Regions from separate parts of the Homo sapiens genome. Here regions 1 and 2 are each linked to region 3. Evidence: chromatin contacts called from ENCODE Hi-C or POLR2A ChIA-PET data. All regions are on one chromosome and are shown on one strand. The core of a region is the stretch at or near the end of the contact, and the rest is flanking DNA. Distances in the headings are between cores, read along the strand shown.

What was found. Hi-C counts contacts between places; a loop is a spot of excess contacts on that map. ChIA-PET counts read pairs that join two places held with the same protein, here RNA polymerase II (POLR2A). Pooled maps may share reads with other maps.
Region 1: a pooled map shows a loop between it and region 3 (2.8-fold over the local background). The contact joins two enhancer-like sites. A Hi-C loop is called at or near these places in 1 of 168 maps with a recorded cell type or tissue (CD8-positive, alpha-beta T cell), 1 of 37 single-sample maps with no recorded cell type and 4 of 50 pooled maps. POLR2A ChIA-PET finds 5 or more read pairs at or near these places in 1 of 52 experiments (activated CD4-positive, alpha-beta T cell).
Region 2: a map of PC-9 shows a loop between it and region 3 (10-fold over the local background). The contact joins the promoter of MIR222HG here to the enhancer-like site in region 3. A Hi-C loop is called at or near these places in 1 of 168 maps with a recorded cell type or tissue (PC-9) and 2 of 50 pooled maps. POLR2A ChIA-PET finds 5 or more read pairs at or near these places in 2 of 52 experiments (A549 and HCT116).

The regions. Positions count from the first base shown.
Region 1 is chrX:45,799,987-45,802,686 of GRCh38, reverse strand. No RefSeq gene overlaps it. Among named protein-coding and RNA genes, the nearest start is that of MIR222HG, 31 kb to the right of the region's middle. RefSeq lists an enhancer at 229-807. Within about 2 kb of position 1,371, at least 3 of the 41 ENCODE cell types and tissues checked have a DNase peak (open chromatin) inside an H3K27ac peak, as active enhancers do.
Region 2 is chrX:45,768,857-45,771,557 of GRCh38, reverse strand. MIR222HG (miR222/221 cluster host gene) reads left to right here and starts at 1,291. Exons shown (of 2, transcript NR_170290.1): 1 at 1,291-1,473; 2 at 1,606-2,701.
Region 3 is chrX:46,207,285-46,209,984 of GRCh38, reverse strand. No RefSeq gene overlaps it. Among named protein-coding and RNA genes, the nearest start is that of LINC01186, 120 kb to the left of the region's middle. Within about 2 kb of position 1,349, at least 4 of the 41 ENCODE cell types and tissues checked have a DNase peak (open chromatin) inside an H3K27ac peak, as active enhancers do; they include HCT116 and PC-9, where a contact is called at or near this core.

The DNA.
Region 1 (2,700 bases), core at 122-2,621, 410 kb after region 3:
TAAGCGTTTATTCTGTAAAGTCAGAGATTGAAAGTTTTCCAATCTCATCTAGGTTTAGCACTTTGGAAACTGGTTAATAAACAGCATGACTCTATTTTCATTTTGACATGTAAGCCCCCGAATGAGTTTGTTTTTTCTTTAAAAAAAACTCATATTAGCAAAGTTTGAAATACCTTTCCTAAAATGAAACTTCAGTACTGGATGGAACTTAGAGTCTTGGGTTTATTGGAGCTTTTCAGCAGAGAGCAGTGATGAGCTGAGGAGTATGGACAACAGAAATGTTTTATTAAGGAGGTTATTGAATGGACCAGGAAATGCTATAGATATTAATAAATATGATTGGAGTGCAGAAGCCGAACCTCATTGGAACTGGTGAACTCCTAGCTATTTGGTTTTAATTTAAAAAAGAACTTTGGTTTTCAGCTTTGACATACAAAAGGAAGCTAGAAGTTATTCTTGAATAGCTAACCCTTTGTTTAAGCAGTAAAAATCAGTGGGGTGTCCAGCATCATCAAAGAGTCATGCAAACAAGGTGGAAAGCATTTGTTTCCTCCTTGCTCAGAGTTACTCTTTGAATCTTATGCAGTTTGCAAATGTGTAGGAGGATGGACAGTTTTTATGTTGGTCAATGCTAAAGAGAATGGGTTTCCTCAGACTGTAGAGATAATAGTGGCACAAAGTAATGGCTTACTGAATATGTTGAATGACTGGATTCACAAACCTTGTCTTAAAATTCTGGAATGATAGTGAGGCTTGAAACCTGAAAGAAGGCATTTTAAGAAAATAAAGCAAACAATATTTTTGACTCAAATCACGGAATAAATTATACAAAGACGTGTGCCCACTGGAGCTATAAAATAAGCTCAAGAAATATTTCTATCAGGTGATGGATACTAGAAGTGTGAAGAGGTGTCTCTGGTCACTGAAGAAAACAGAGTGCCATCTAGTGGAAACATTTCACTATAATGTATTACAGTACACACTAATTTAGATTTAGGTTCTTTTTTTTCCCCTCGTTACGGAGACAGGGTCTTGCCACATTGCCCAGGCTGGTCTTGAACTCCTGGGCTCCAGGCGATCTTCCTGACTCGGCCTCCCAAAGTGTTTGGATTACAGGCATGAGCCACCATGCCTGGCCAAGAGTTAGGTTCTTAATAAAACATGTAACAATTGATTTTCTTACTCAAAGAATGATTTTTAAAAACTATTGATTTTGAACTAATTTTAAATTTGCAGAAGAATTGTAAAAATAGGCTGGGTGCGGTGGCTCATGCCTGTAATCTCAGCACTTTGGGAGGCCGAAGCGGGTGGATCACCAGAGGTCGGGATTTCGTGACCAGCCTGACCAACATGGAGAAACCCCGTCTCTACTAAAAATACAAAATTAGCCTCTGGGCATGGTGGCGCATGCCTGTAATCTCAGCTACTCGGGGGGGGGCGCTGAGGCAGGAGAATCGCTTGAACTCGGGAGGCGGAGGTTGTGGTGAGCTGAGATCGCGTCATTGCACTCCAGCCTGGGCAACAAGAGCAAAACTCTGTCTCAAAAAAAAAAAAAAAAAAAAAAATTGTAAATATAGTACAGAGAGTTCCCATATACCCTTTGCCCAGCTTTCTCTGTTAACCGTGGTATACTTATCAAGGCCAGGAAATTAACATTGGTACAGAACTACTAACTAAACTGCAGACTTTATTTGGATTTCACCAGTTTTTCCACTTATGTCCTTTTTCTGTTCCAGGATCCCATCCAGGATCCCACAGTGTTTTTAGTCATCGTGTCTCCTTAGGCTGCAAATCTGAGACAGTTCTTCCTCAGTTCAAAGAGTGTTTACTAAAAATGCTTCTCTAGGGATTGTGGCTGTTATAAAATACATTTTGAAAATACAGGAGACTTAGAAAATTAAAAGGTAGTTATGAAATAAGAATTTTGACCTAGAAATATTTATTCTGCTTGTCCATCCCCTGCCCCATCTTTTAAAACAGCTTTTTGTATTTGCAAAGTACTTTATAAGTTTTACTTATTCTCAAAAGTTATGAGGGGCAGAAACAAATCATTGACAATTTCCTCATGTTACTTAAAAGGAAATTGAGCCATAGGGGAGTTTTATATTTTGCCTTAACTTGTGTAGCTGTCTCTCACACACTGGGAGGTAGGAAAAAGGACGACAAATTACAAAGCAATTGAAAAGTGAACCTTATTTTGCCAACTTTTTTTATTATGACAGTAACTGAGTTTTAAAACAAAAGACAAATTAATGAATCAAATATTTTATTCTTTAAAATTGATATCTTAAATACTAGTCAATGTTTTCAAAATATTTGCCACATTTAAGCATCATATATATTTATCTGGTTTTTAAAGTAACAGTTTGGGCTATCTAAGAGTGCTAAATTTTTACTGCCTTAAATATTGCAAAAATATTTCTATTACAAGTTATTTTTTAAAAATAGAAGTGATTTTTGATCCTTAAACAACTTCTTGGTTTTGTTGCACCCCATGTAACATACTGTGTATGGGAGATGAGAATAATGAGAATAATAAATTGGGGAAACAGTCTGAGGCTTATTTTACTGGTTTATGGCTTCATTCCCCAAAATACTGCCTTTTGCACTGTGTGAGTCTTCTGAATATAATGACCACAGTGAACTCTGGTGTACCTGAAAGAAGTGGAAAGGCCTGGAATTTCCACAGAGATGTAACGT
Region 2 (2,701 bases), core at 42-2,541, 440 kb after region 3:
GAACAGAGCCAGAGCGTTGCCATACCTTAAAAATAATCTTGCATCTCTCCTGTTTACATGATTCAATTCTTGAAACCAGTTGGAATGTGCGTCCTGATCTCTAAATGTACAAGTTATTTAAAAAAAATGTGAGCTTGTCAGCTTAGCTACAGCCACCAGTCTAATAAAACTGAGTCACATCCAAATGGGCTGCACTTAAACTACCCTCCCATTCTAGGGAAAACGTGGCTGGAGGAGGCAGTCTGAGTCATCACCTGGTTTGTTTGACATACACTTCCTTCCATAAATTGGGAATGGCAAGCGGCACAGTGTTCTGGGCTTGCCTGGGAGAAGGAGCTGTTGCAGTCTTGCACGATCAAAATAGGGCCTTTAGGTTTGAAGGATGAGGTTGAGCCCATATTTTGACTCCAAATGTCGGGGGAGGGGAGAAGAAGTCGACAGATCCAAACAAGGAACATTTGTAAGTACCATTTTTGGAGGTCGGAGCAATGGTAGGGGTGTTCGCAGTTGAATTTCTTCCTAAACATAAAAGGTGTTTAAGAGACAAATTGGGGGCATTCAAATAAAAATAAATGGGTATCTAGTTCACAAAGTGGGCTCGTTTACTTAACAAGAGTGTCCTTGATGTGTACAGTTTAAAATGATTGAGAGAGAGATGATTTGTTAGTTACCATACGAATCTGTTCTGGCAATGTTTAATTTCACTTAATTTATTTAACTATTTTAAAAGAAATGTATTTCACTTAGGAATCTTTTCATGGCCAATTTGAATCTCCTTCAGGGGTATTTTGAGGGGATGGGAAGAGAGGCTCATGTGTCTCGCACATTTTCTTACAGCGGTTTTGCAGAGGCTCACTGGAGCTTTTTAAAATAAAAAAGTTTAGAATGTAAAATTATTGGAGACTATAGAGGAAGGGGAAGGAGGAGTAGATTTATAGCTGAAGTGGGTTTGTAAACTCAGCGTCTGCTTTGGGATTATTTTTTAATATGTGCCAGACATTCTTCTGATTTTCATCCTGGCTTGGTTGTGGCTCTTTCTCTGTCTGTGTGAGGCTGGGGTGTTCCCTGTTTTAAAGCCGTAGTTGTCGCAGCCTGGGCGTTTTCTGTTTCGGCTTATGGCTTTTTTTCTCTTTTCCTGAATGAGTGTCCTTTGTGTAACCCCAGTAATTCAGAAATCCTGCAGTCATAGGGACTGCCCTATCATGTGACTTAGGTACTAGGTGCTGGCTGCGATTGGTCAGCAGCTAATTGGCGGGTCCCTATAAGAGGTCTTGGGTCGGGCGTCCGGCCACTCTCCTGCCTGGGCTGCTGCTCAACGGGGGCTGGGGGTGTGTGGGGCGGGGGTGGTCTGTCCAGTGATTCAGCCACATGTGATAGATGACCAAGTGACTGCTTTCTTGGAGTCCGCACACCAGTGGAAGACTCTCAAAGTGGTTGTGACCGACTTGATCAAACTCTAGGCTTCCTGAACTGGTAACTGTCACTTTAATATAGGTTACTGATTAAACTCAGAAAAATGCAGCTTAAAATCTTTGCCAGGAACTTGTGTGGACTTATTCCCTGTTCCCCCCCCCACCCCCCTTGTTCTGATTTGTTTTGTCACAGGAATGAAATGCAGATAACTCTTTAGAAAACTTTTGTAGGAAAAGCGCCTCGTGTGATCTGGAACAAAGACGTTTTATAATCAGATTTATCAAGCTGCGAAGAGGGAGTTTTAGTGAACGGAAGCAGCAGCATTCTGTCACCAGGAAATACTCCTTTATCCAGAATTGGTAAGTGAAAAGTGGCATTGCTCCCTAATAGATATCATATGCGTGTGTGGGAATTGAAAAATTGTTCACAGACCCCTAACAACTGTGTTGAACAGAGAACACATAAACAGTGAGGAGTTCTAAAAAAGAGCAGCACGAGAATACCGCATAAAGACTGAGAAGAAGCCAGGTAATTAACAAAAATGAGCTGAGTGCTATCAGTTTAGCTAAACATATGTAATACAGCTAGATTTGGTTGTTTTATTTTTTCTTGTTAGTGGAGGAGAAACATAAAATCAGAATGGGCTGTTTAGTAGAATTGCGACATTAACTTTCCATGGATGTAGATTTCCATTTAGTCTGAATAGCATGTATGAAATTTGAAGGGATGCTTTCAGAATTAGTCTACTTGCCCTCCTTTCCTTTCCTCTGCATTAAGATGTCAAGTATTTAGTTAGAACCTTACAAGATGAAAGTTGTACAAAATGAAAGTTCAAGTAATGCGTCGGAAACACCTCTCCTGATTGGGAAGGGTAGATTACAATGGCAATAGATTTTTGTTTTTTGTTTCTTACATTTGTGTCACGAATTTTAAGTTTGTTCTATTGGATTACATTAGTACAGCAAAAGGGGGGTTATTTCTATCTATATGGTTCATGACATTTTGAGAGGTCGTGATTAGTAGTTCTTACTGGTTTCGTATGCGTGTTCCTGCCTGTTGAATTCAGTTTTCTAATCTTGAATCTGAGCTGCCTTTATGTTAAAGGGTTCTAGAAAAAGACAATAAAGCTTTGAATACCCGTGTTATATACAACAGGTTCCTGTTCATGATGTATAAGGTAACGCAATTTTATTTTAGGCATGAATGTCTAATTTCTTGATTTGGCTTCTTAAGAATATACTGAAAAGGTTGAATAGAATAAGAAAAAGAACATTAGAAAAGAATGGTG
Region 3 (2,700 bases), core at 100-2,599:
TCCTTTAACATGTACATATTCTTTCTTTTTCTCCCCTCCCATTGCTCTGAGCACATCCTAAGGAATGGGGAAAATCAGGTTCTGAAAATTCTTTTTACCCCTTTCGTTATTGACATTTTACATGATTTCCTTCCACCCTCAGGTGTAGGAATGCGGGTAACTGACAGGCTGTTCTGCAAGAGTGTGGGCATAGGATAAACCTGGAACATTGCTGAATTAAGTTATTCTGGGAGTAACTGTAAACAATAGAACTTCTTAAATTATGGTTTACTAAATTTGAATCACTATCCATTCATTGGGAGATTATTTGGCTAATAATTGTTTTAAAAAGATCATAATTTTTAAACTTTCTCCAAAGTTCATTTTTGAAACAGACCTATACTGTTAGAAGGTAACTAAATATGGGAACCCTAAATAATAATGGCATCCATGAAAAACTGGAGTTGGTTATTGTCGATACATTCTTTGCATAACCTTATAACACTTAACCATAAATAATTTTACTAGAACCTGGACTCTTGGGAGTAATCTTATGAAGCAGTTCTGTGTGGTTAGTAAAAAACTGCCCACCTATTTGGTTTCTGCCTCATGCTTTATAATCATCTGATCAGTGCTGCATGCTGAGTTCTACCCTATCTATACACATGCCTAATGTTTCACATGATATGAAATGTGGCAAACATTCACAGTGGATTTTGTGAGACACATACTATAGGAAACTTTCTTACACCTGTAATCAGGCATAAGTACTAGGGGAAAAGTGAAAGCTTTCAAATAGTGCTGCCTCTAGTACTAATAACATTGTTGAGCATTCAGGATTAGTTTGTTCAGCCTAGTGTAATAATTAATGTGTTTAAGTATGGTATAGTTGGGGGAGGTTTCTTCTCTAATCCATTGTTATTTGAAACCCTAGTCAGACATTTGAGAATTTGAAAGGACCCCTAAAGGCTTTTGTCTTAAATGTCTTTTCGCTTAAAAAAGAAAAAAAGAAAAAGAATAGATTTTAGTTTTAAACAAGAGAACACTGATCCATTTATGCCATTGTTTAAAATATTTTCTGTCATGTTAGTTGATGCCCTGAATCACTTTTAAAACTTCCCTTATTAAGTCATAGTTTATCCAGAAAAAATATAGTAAATCCTGAAGTGTCTGAAGTTTCCTTATATTTCCCAATGATGGATTTGAATAGGCTTTTAGCATGGTACAATTATTACTGGCTTCAGCGCAACTATATCACTAGGTAGCAAGTCTTGTGGCTGCAAGTGTCTTTGTTCTAAGGAATTGTACAATGAAAATATGATCTAATAAGGTAGTTATTCATTTACCACTTCCTGCTCATCAGCCCCAGCTTAGTGCTCAAGGCCCGCATGTTTCTAATTTCAATTTCAACTGCTGCAGAAGAGGCTTACTATAAAAAGAATTTAGAGTTAGCCAGGACTATTCTGGTGCCACAGACAAATTCTCACAATGCCACAAATAATGTAGCAATAAAGCAGGGACTATAATATGCTGCTATAGTTTAGTAGGTTGAATGGAGGTGAGGAAGTGGTGACAAGTGACTAAGGTGAGAGAAAGTTAAAGAGTGGTTGAGGTTGCAGAACTCTCCTTTAGTAGAAGACTGGCTTGATTTGATTCAATCTTCTGTTTCCTCCTTATGGACTTTCCTATTTGCCCCTCATTCCCTTGATCCTTCTTGTCCCTCCCATCTCCTTACCTTGAGTTGGTCATTTTCAGTTCTAGGGGCTCTCAAGCACTGCCATGGGGGACTGCATTGGTTGGTTCATCTTTCTACCCAGGCATACATTCATTCATTCACTAAACGCATACCAAGCGCCTCTTCTGTTTGTGGCTCTGTGCAAGGCACTAGGGATCCACCCTGAGTAGGACAGTTTCTGCCTTATGGAGAGACTAGAAGTAGGACCCCACAATTCGGATGAAGTAAATGGCTTCCAACCTTCAAAGAACTGCTTGCTGTAGTTTGGTTTGATGCATACTGGGTTTGGTTTGATTGCTAAAGGTGTGCAGATATATCTGTTATTCCTTCTTAAACTTATATCCTCAAAGGAGAGTGACAGCTTTCAGAGCAGAGACCTTTAGTGTCTCCATCTAGGACATTCATAAAAAGTAAGTCTGTGAGCCAAGAATAAATCTGAATTTTTTATTGAGGACTTGAGATCAGAACAGATCAAATGTTAGACTAACATCAGAACTAAAGATGACTGTCACAGTGTGAGGCCACCAGGGATGAGACTCTGAGATGGAGATCAGCATATAGGGTGTTTATTAGGAAGTGCTCTTGGAGCCAATACCTGTAGAAAGAAGGGGATGGAAACATGACTGGTTAGAGGGAGAGGTTAAACTGCTGGTCCCAATGAAGGCCTTGGCTGATCTTCTGGGAAGCTCTGGTATTAGGATGGCTCTTTAGAGCCGTCCCAAATTGAGGCAAGGGAGCTAGGCCTTTATACCAGCTGCATTGTTTAGACATTGGATGTGTGTTGCCCCTGTTGGACCTTGGGTATTTTTTTAGCCAAGGCAAGCCCTGAAAGTGGCTGAGAGCAGAGAGTGATCAACGGGCAGTACTAGCAGCTGGGAGAATAAGTTCTTCATTTCTGAAGGAGGATCTGGGCAGCACATTACAGGGTTCATTCACCACAACCACACCCAATCAGTGCTAGAGGACACTATGACAATTTACCTAGA